Regions from separate parts of the Homo sapiens genome. Here region 2 is linked to region 1. The links are chromatin loops, found by intact Hi-C in ENCODE. Cell type or tissue: mammary epithelial cell. All regions are shown on one strand. Each heading gives the region's core, and the rest is flanking DNA. Links, peaks and the distances in the headings are about the cores only. Region 1 has its middle 50 kb from the start of SLC4A7. Region 2 overlaps SLC4A7 (solute carrier family 4 member 7).

Evidence for each region. A loop is a pair of places that touch in the nucleus more often than their neighbours do. Peaks named below come from ENCODE experiments on the same cell type or tissue, not always from the same donor. Only the 100,000 strongest peaks of a DNase experiment are listed, where the experiment ranks them.
Region 2: it touches region 1 in a loop (12-fold over the local background); 3 of 110 quality-filtered maps call a loop at or near these places.

What each region holds. Positions count from the first base shown.
Region 1 is chr3:27,531,048-27,537,903 of GRCh38, forward strand. No RefSeq gene overlaps it. Among named protein-coding and RNA genes, the nearest start is that of SLC4A7, 50 kb to the left of the region's middle. RefSeq lists enhancers at 1,557-2,499, 2,500-3,443 and a silencer at 2,811-3,105. In mammary epithelial cell, for the core only: a CTCF peak has its summit at 3,023; DNase peaks (open chromatin) are centred at 2,314, 2,994 and 4,264; H3K27ac peaks cover 2,500 bases.
Region 2 is chr3:27,429,810-27,432,309 of GRCh38, forward strand. SLC4A7 (solute carrier family 4 member 7) reads right to left here. Exons shown (of 26, transcript NM_001321103.2): 7 at 1,489-1,860. Among named protein-coding and RNA genes, the nearest start is that of SLC4A7, 53 kb to the right of the region's middle. In mammary epithelial cell, for the core only: no CTCF peak of the experiment used is centred there; a DNase peak (open chromatin) is centred at 1,492.

The DNA.
Region 1 (6,856 bases), core at 1,796-4,295:
ACAGCCCTAAGTGTGAGTTTATGAGACTGGGCTATCTGCCATTTCCAAATCTCATCAGAGCCCAAGGAGGGGTAGAGAGAAGTACATGTTATGGGGAGAGAAGTTGGGTATCCCTCCCTCTGCCAGGCCAACCTGCACTTTTAACTCGACCCCACTGTCACTTGGTAGTTAAATGAATGCATACTCTGGGTGATGTTTGTAGGGAAAAGAAAGAGAGATCAGACTGTTACTGTGTCTATGTAGAAAGGGAAGACATAAGAAATTCCATTTTGACCTGTACCCTGAACAATTGCTGTGTCCTGAGATGCTGTTAATCTGTAACTTTGCCGCAACCTCTTTGCCCTAACCTCTTTGCCCCAACCTTGAGCTCACAAAAACATGTGTTGTATGGAATCAAGGTTTAAGGGATCTAGGCCTGTGCAGGATATGCCTTGTTAACAAAATGTTTACAAGCACTATGCTTGGTAAAAGTCATCGCCATTCTCTAGTCTCGATAAACCAGAGGCACAATGCACTGCGGAAAGCCGCAGGGAACTCTGCCCTGGAAAGCCGGGTATTGTCCAAGGTTTCTCCCCATGTGATAGTCTGAAATATGGCCTCATGGGATGAGAAAGACCTGACCGTCCCCCAGCCTGACACCTGTGAAGGGTCTGTGCTGAGGTGGATTAGTAAAAGAGGAAAGCCTCTTGCAGTTGAGATAGAGGAAGGCCACTGTCTCCTGCCTGCACCGGGAACTGAATGTCTCGGTATAAAACCCGATTGTACATTTGTTCAATTCCGAGATAGGAGAAAAACCGCCCTATGGCAGAAGGCGAGACATGTTGGCAGCAATGCTGCTTTGTTATTCTTTACTCCACTGAAATGTTTGGGCGGATAGAAACATAACTCTGGCCTACGTGCACATCTAGGCATAGTACCTCTCCTTAAACTTAATTGTGACACAGATTCCTTGGCTCACATATTTTCTTGCTGATCCTCTCCTTATTATCACTCTGCTCTCCTACCACATTCCTCTTGCTGAGATAGTGAAAATAGTAATCAATAAAAACTGAGGGAACTCAGAGACCAGTGCCTGTGTAGGTCCTTGGTATGCTGAGTGCCGGTCTCCTGGGCCCACTGTTGTTTCTCTATACTTTGTCTCTGTGTCTTATTTCTTTACTCAGTCTCTCTTCCCACCTGACGAGATATACCCACAGGTGTGGAGGGGCAGGCCACCGCTTCAATGTTTGGGCTTTCTCAATAGGGTCTCATCCTCCATTCTTACCGACCAGAAGAAAAGTTGTGGTTGGTCAAAATCTGAGACATTAATGGGGCCACATTTTGGGGGTGTACCTCAAAAGCAGAGACCAAGCTTCATTCTTTCTCCTGTATTTCTAGCACTTGGGTGAACTGGACCATTTTTCTCTGGCCAGGCCACTTGCCTTAAAGTGGTGGGCTCAGGAACGTTGGCCCCCTGTGTCTCAGTATCTCTGCACCCGGAACAGGGTCTCTGAGAATCTCCGGATTGGAAAGTAGAGAACTTTAGCCCCAGGCCTGGGCCTTGCCTCCAGCACAGACTCCCAGAGGTTATTAGGCCTTCAGCTGGTGCTTCCTAAGTAGAAGGGTATTGTTTCCTATCCAGTCACCGATCCTTTTGTGTGCCCTCCCTTGGTTCAGAATCCCAAAGAGAATGAATGGGAGAACTCGAGTTCTAAATTCTGTCTTAGAAGCACTCAAATACAGTTTGTAGGGAGACTCCAAACTGGTCTCTCACTACCCTGACAGCCTAAAAACGCAGCTGGAATTTTGCATTCTCTTCCCCTAACCAATTAGTATATGCATTTCAAATACTATGCATAATATGCATATTAGTATATACAAGATAGGCTAAACACTGTGTGAAACTAAGAAGGTAAACCCTCTCCTAGCTTACAAACAATTGGTACAATTAAAAATATTTGACAATGGTGAAGGCATGGGCAATGGCTATTTACAAATCAAAATATAAATATTTTAATATTTTAGTAATAGGCGTGGTGGTACCAGTGTGTCTCAGTTAAATAGTAGTCTTGCCCCAAAGCGCTTTTGAATGCTTTGCCACCTATGCATCAGTGGATTCAGGAATGTAATGAGAGTTCTCAAAAGTAATGGAAGCAAAGCCAAGCAAGTCTCCCACTCCACACATCTTGCTTTTCCCTTTCTGTGTTGAGCTTTGGATCTTCCACAAAGGGGACTGGGTGCCCCTGCGGAAGTCCAGCCAGGGAGTAGTCAGACCTGGGGGGAGAGGATGGATTACAAGCCTGAATTTGCCTTCCCTACCAGACAAGCTCTGGCTTGAGGAATAGAGAAGTGAAAGAAAAAAGAGGTGCTTCGACTCAGTTGGAGACAGGGAGGGTTATGAGTGGAGTGAAGACAAGGCTCTTAATTCAAGCTGCCTCAAATTACATTTGTCCACACACGCAGCAAAATGCTGCTTAAAAAATAAATGAGGTTAATTTCTCTTTACGGGTTCCCTTTCATCTCAGGGTTTCAAAGCACTTTGCCACAAAAGATCCTTTATCTTCACAATTCTTTTTTTATCTAAATATAAACAGAGGGCCCTAAGTTTATATTTAAAGTTCAGTAAAGCCCTAAACTTTGGAAAGAAAAGGTACTTTAAAAATTCTTTTATCATTATAAGATCCAAGTAGCCAATCAAGGACCACACAGACAGAAAATCCACATTCAGATGAAAGGCCACACCTCTGCTCAGATGACCTGCGTGCTAATTAAAATCACAATTAAAACAAGCAGAGGGGATGGAGAGTGGTGACTTAACTTGCCCTTATCCCAGCAGATACACTCACAACTGACTCACACAGGATACATCGGATTTTCTCCAGCAGGCATTTGGAAAAAAGCAAAGAAGAAATTCTAGTTTTAGCTGCCCTCCATCTACTAACCCAGTAAACTCCATCCCTGGGTCGGTGACACATCCCTGACTCGCAGCCACCTCAGCAGAGCCCCATTCCGTGCAGGAAGAGCCAGCTTGGCCTCCTGGTGATGGGAATGTTGTTTGCATATGCATTTTTTCAGCAAAAGAAAGTCTCAAAATCTCCCTGGTTCCAGGGTGTGAGTCATTAGTGGGTGTTTGTTTTTTGGGTTCTGAGTGTGAGTCACCACCTTTCCTGCTGTTGGTCTTCTCAATCCTAGGGTAACAACTAAAAAGCGATGACTAGAGATGCCTGTGATGCTTAAAAGCGGACACCTGGACATTATTCATTTGGCAATTGTATCAACAATTAATTTTAAAGTTTGTTCTTTTCTCTGTAAACAAGTGTATAACGTTTATAAATAACAGTGGGAAAGAGGAAGGTGGGGGAAGGGAGAGAAACAAATCTAAAAAGGATATGACTGAGGTAAACGGAAGTAGAGTCTAGTCAAAGCCAAAATAGACAACTGCCTGTTTGTCAGCTAGAGGAGGGCCGGGGCTGGTGATGTTGACCAAACTCTATACATGAACAAGCATCTGATGCTGCTCTCTAGGACTTTTCCTCATTAGCCTGGGAGTGTGCGTCGGGAGGGCAGTCAGGAGGGACTGCCAGTGTTAACCATCAACTCTAGAATCTGAAAGAACAACATGGCTTTGAAATGACATCTTCCGGCCGGGTGCGGTGGCTCACGCCTGTAATCCCGGCACTTTGGGAGGCCAAGGCAGGCAGATCACAAGTTCAGGAGTTCGAGACCAGCCTGACCAACATGGTGAAACCCCGTCTCTACTAAAAATACAAAAATTAGCCAGGTGTAGTGGCATACGCCTGTAATCCCAGCTACTCAGGAGGCTGAGGCAGGAAAATCACTTGAACCTGGGAGGTGGAGGTTGCGGTGAGCCGAGATAGCACCATTGCACTCCAGCCTGGGAGACAGAGTGAGACTCTGTCTCAGAAAAAAAAAAAAGAAAAAAAAAAAGGACATCTTCCTGATGTTCCTCCCATTGGTGCTATGCCTGGTACCGTTTAGTACTGGGAAAGGACCTCAAGACCACCCAGAATTCTACAATGGAGAATGTTCTATAAAGTCACGGTGTCATGCCAGGACCAGGAACCAAAAAACAGCAGCTTGAAAACCAGTGATTTGACAATTTGGGCTACCCTAACGGCTAGTTTTTATTTCAGTGACATTGGGCAATAAATCAAGCCATTTAAGATGGTTGAAAGAAATCAAGATGACCACACACACACACACACACACACACACACACACACACACACAGAGCAGGTTTTGAGCTCATGGAGGACTCAACCTGGATTTGACTCAGAGAAGGCATTTGGCCACAGGCATTTCAGTTTGCTTTCAGAAAGTGAGGAATTACAAATGAAAAAAAGCTCTGACTTTTCAGCTGGTTTGAGTGTGGAAATCAAAGCTTGGCTTTTTTCTACCCAGAGGAGTCTAGGTACTCTGTGTCATTTCTAGTATATAATTACAATATATCTGTATGCCCACATATTGTCACTATATTAGGTATTTTACAAAGCCCAGAAAAACAGAGCCTCTGTCCTGGTGTTCCAAATGTTAGTCAACCTATTTAAACTCTTGGTAACAATGCTGAGGTAATGAAAATGAACTCAGCTGCCACTGTTGGCACAGACACAGCGGAAGGAAGAAGTATTATTTGATTCAAAGCATTCTCATTTAGGGGAGAAAAAATTATAATGCATATCACCACTAAGTGGAAAATAAAGATTATAAACTTGGAGTTGTATTCCTGAGACCTTGACATTTTAAAATAAAAGGCTTCAGTGTTTGCAGAATATTTTTTCATTAATGTCTCAGTTACTTGTTTTTAAGGATAATTATTTGTGGATATTACAAAAGAACTTCCTGAACTACCCATTTACTTGTGGGCATATACATTTGAAAGATGCCCCAGGCCCATTCCAAAGCAAAACAACACACACACCTAATTGTGACTTTATGCCTAACTAGCCTGGTATTCATGACACATCTTTAAAAATTCTCTCAAAAAAGTGACCAGTTGTTTGGCTCCTGCCTTTAATCCCAGCTCTTTGGAATACCAAGACAGGAGGATTACTTGAGGCCAGGAGCTTGAGAGCAGCCTGGGCGACATAGTGAGACCCTGTCTCTACAAAAAGGTTAAAAATTAGCTAGATATGGTGGTGTGCGTCTGTAGTCCCAGCTACTCAGGATGATGATGTGGGAGGATCACTTGAGCCCAGGAGTTCAAGCTTGCCCTGAGCTACAATTGCACCACTTCACTCCACCCTGGGCAACAGGGCAAGACCCTGCCTGTAAAAAAAAAAAAAAAAAAAATTAAAATTAAAATTCTATGAAAAACATGAAGACCTGGGATCAGACTCTGGCAGACTGACTTGTTAACACTTTTTCAGAAGAATTCTGCTCTTATCTCACTTAACCTTGGGTATCTTTTCTCAGAAAAGTGACTGATGAGATGTTCTCAAATCTTATGACAACCCATCAAGTTGCTTCCATGCTCATTCAGCTCAAGATATCCAAGAAGTCGGTACCTAGGGGCCATGTCTTTGCTGTCATCCTGATTCTTTAGCTGTAGATTATCAGTGTGCCTGTCCCAAGTCAGGCTAGTTTGGCAGAGAATCCCATATTCTCTTGTATGAGAGCATGGGGTGTGAAATTTGGAGATGTGGTGTTCCTTGCCATATGGAGGAAGCCAATTTTCAGAAAGAAAAAAAAAGAGCTCACACTTGGAGAGATGAGACAGAGAAAGTGCTGGCTGCATTTCAGTTTCTGGTTCTATTTGTCCCTAAGATCATTCAGCTTGCCACTTAGGGATAACATATGCCAGAATACTTTTTAAAGATGATCACCACTACCTTCTCCTTTTTTTTTTTTTTTTTTTGAGACAGAATTTCACTCTTGTTGCCCAGGCTGGAGTGCAATGGCGTGATCTCCGCTCACTGCAATCTCTGCCTCCTGGGTTCAAGCGATTCTCCTGCCTCAGCCTCCCGAAATAGCCGGGATTACAGGCACCCGCCATCACGCCCAGCTAATTTTTTTGTATTTTCAGTTGAGATGGGGTTTCACCATGTTGGCCAGGCTGGTCTATGAACTCCTGACCTCAGGTGATCCGCCCTCCTCGGCCTCCCAAAGTGCTGGGATTTTAGGCGTGAGCCACCGCGCCGGCCTTTTCGTTTTGTTTTGTTTTGTTTTTGGCCTAAGCTACTTCAGGTTGGGTTTCTAAAATACTGATCAAATTGATTATGAAAAAAAGTATCAAGATCAACACCATTTTTTTCTTAAGGAAAATTAGACCCAAGGGACTGTAGAAAGATATTTATTTACATTGGTAAGAATCTTTCAACAAATGACTGGAGAGCATGCAAATAGAATGTGCTACCTGAGTGCTACTACAGGGCTTTAAGACCAGAGAATTATTATTATTTTTTATTTTTTTTATTTATTTATTTGAGACAGAGTCTTGCTCTGTCGCCCAGGCTGGAGTGCAATGGCACTATCTAGGCTCACTGAAACCTCCAGCTCCTAGGTTCAAGCGATTCTCCTGCCTCAGCCTCCCGAGTAGCTGGGTTACAGGTGCCCGGCACCACGCCCGCTAGGTTTTGTATTTTTAGTAGAAGCAGGATTTCACCATGTTGGCCAGGCTGGTCTCGAATTCCTGGCCTCAGGTGATCGGCCTGCCTTGGCCTCCCAAAGTACTGGGATTACAGGCATGAGCCACTGCGCCTGGCCCACCAGGGAATTATTTTTAAGACCAGAATTATTATTATTTCTGTCCTTCTAGGAGATTGAAATCTTGTTGATATGATAGAATTAGCTTTGCTTCCATGGGAACTTCTTGTTTACTGTATATTACCCACCACTTGTGTAGTCACAAGGCAGGAAT
Region 2 (2,500 bases), core at 1-2,500, 100 kb before region 1:
CTGCGCTCCAGTCTAGGCAACAGAGTAAGAACCTGTCTCTCCACCCCACCCGCCCAAGCAAAAAAAAAAAGCCTAAAATGTACTACATTCTTTGGAGAAAAGCATTAAATAGAAAAAAAGGTATGGCTGGGCCTGGTGACTCACACCTATAATCCCAGCATTTTGGGAGGCTACGGCAGGAGGATTGCTTGAGGCCAGGAGTTCAAGACCAGCCTGGGCAACACAGCAAGATACCGTCTCTACAAAAAACTTAGCCAGATGTTGTGGCATGTGCCTGTAGTCTCAGCTACTCAGAATGCTGAGTCAGGAGGATTGCTTGATCCCAGGAGTTCAAGGCTGCAGTGAGCTATGATTGTGGCACTGCAGTGAGCTATGATTGTGGCACTGCACTCCAGCCTGGGTGACAGAGTATGACTCTATCCCTATTTAAGGCACATCACTTCACTATAATTTATTTGTATGTGTTCATTCACCTTATGAGTGAACTGCATGCACACACACACACACACACAAAACCAAGCTACCAAGGCAAGACGCAATCAATGGCCCACACCTGTAATCTCAGCACTCTGGTAGGCCAAGGTGGGTGGATCACTTAAGCCCAGGAGTTCAAGACCAGCCTGGGCAACATGGTGAGACCTGGTCTCTACAAAACACGAAAATTAACCAGGCATGGTGACACGCCCCTGAGTCCCAGTTAACTGGGAAGCTGAGGCAGGAGGATTGCTTGAGTCCAGGAGGTGGAGGTTACAGTGAGCTGAGATCATGCCAGCCTCCAAAGCAAGACCCCGTCTCCAAAAAAAAAAAAAAAAAAAGTTCACCCAGCCTGGCCAGCATGGTGAAAACATGTCTCCACAAAAAAATACAAAAAATTAGCCAGACGTGGTGGCTCAGTCCTGTAGTCCCAGCTACTCAGGAGGCTGAGGCCATGAGAATCACTTGAACCCAGGGAGCAGAGGCTGCAGTGAGCTGAGATCACACCACTGCACTCCAGCCTGGGCAACAGAGTGAGACTCGGTCTAATAAAAATAAATACATAAATAAATATAAAATAAGTTCATGGCAAATTAAAACATTATAAAAAATGACTATGTTTTACTGAAGTGTTCAAATGTCTTGACCTTTAAATCTAAGTGAAACTTTTTAAAAGGGCTTAAATTATGTGTAGTCTTCTTTGTAGTCTTTTTGTAACTCAAATTTTTAATAATCTTACTCTTTTTTATTAGGTTGGTGTAAAAGCAATTGAGTTCTTGCCACTGAAAGTAATTTTTGCCATTGAAAGTAAAGCAAACTTTCAACGGCGAAAACCGCAATTACTTTTGCACCAACCTAACACAATCTATCATAAAGAAAAAAAAACATGCAGAAGTCAAAATAAATTATAAGCATTATCTACATATGCTGCTTAAGCTATGTGCTAAAAGGCATTCCAAGTGCAAGTGACTCAGAGGCAGAAAGCACCACACATGGAGGATTTTGGATAGTTGCCTGGAGTTAAGTCAACATTTTCCTCATTCTTCTGCTCCTCGCCTTTCAGCGCTGCTTCTAAGTCTTCCTCAGGCGGATGAATTACTACTGTGGGAATATCATCACTGGCAGGTGAAACCAGTAGTTCTGGGGCCTGACGCTGACTCTCTTGGGAACTTCTGGAGGTCAGGCGGCTGATGCTAGGGCTAGAAGGAGGACTGTTTTGAGGGGTGGGTACTGGGGTTGTACACCTTGAGCCTGCAGGGGTTCCAGCTCTTGAAGAAGGAAGAAGATGACCAAGAAGAAGAGATAAAGGTGATTCTCCTCTCAAGGAAAGGTTTGAGGCAGACAGACCTGTTCGCAAAGAGTGGCGGGAGGCTGAAAGGCCTTCCCCTGAGATAAAACAAATAAATGAAAAATGATGAAGTCCACTGCAGAAGGCAAATAGAGACATTTAAAAAAAAATCAATTTACACTATAAATTGCATACTTCAAAGGCCCAAAATTTCAAAGTCATGTGATGGTTAGCATGTCAATCGGGTTTTTACATGTTAGAAAGTCACTAAAAAGTTGGTTAAAACTGTAATTAGTTCTCAGAACACATAAAAAAAAATTGTTAATGACAGATGGTGGGGGCAATATCCTGTTAGAAATTAGAATGACCAATAGCATGGCATTTTTAAAAAGGACAATATCAATACAAAGTCACTGCTTAAACAATAAATAGCAAATGAAAATATGTAATACACAATTAATATAACTCAAACCAAAAATAACCAAAACTAATAGCTTATATTTAGCGTATTTTTCCTACATTTTACCAAACAGCTACAGACAATTATCTCTTAGAGAAAAAGTTCATGTTAACATTAAGTAATAATTTCTAACTTAAAACTGGTATTAAATATTTACAATATTAAGTCAGTAAGACACCATCTACAGGTGGTGCTGCTCTGAAGTTTTAAAAAAAGACAAATAACAGAAATTTTTTAAAAAGAGAAACACAATGTCAATTTTAAAGGATACATATTCT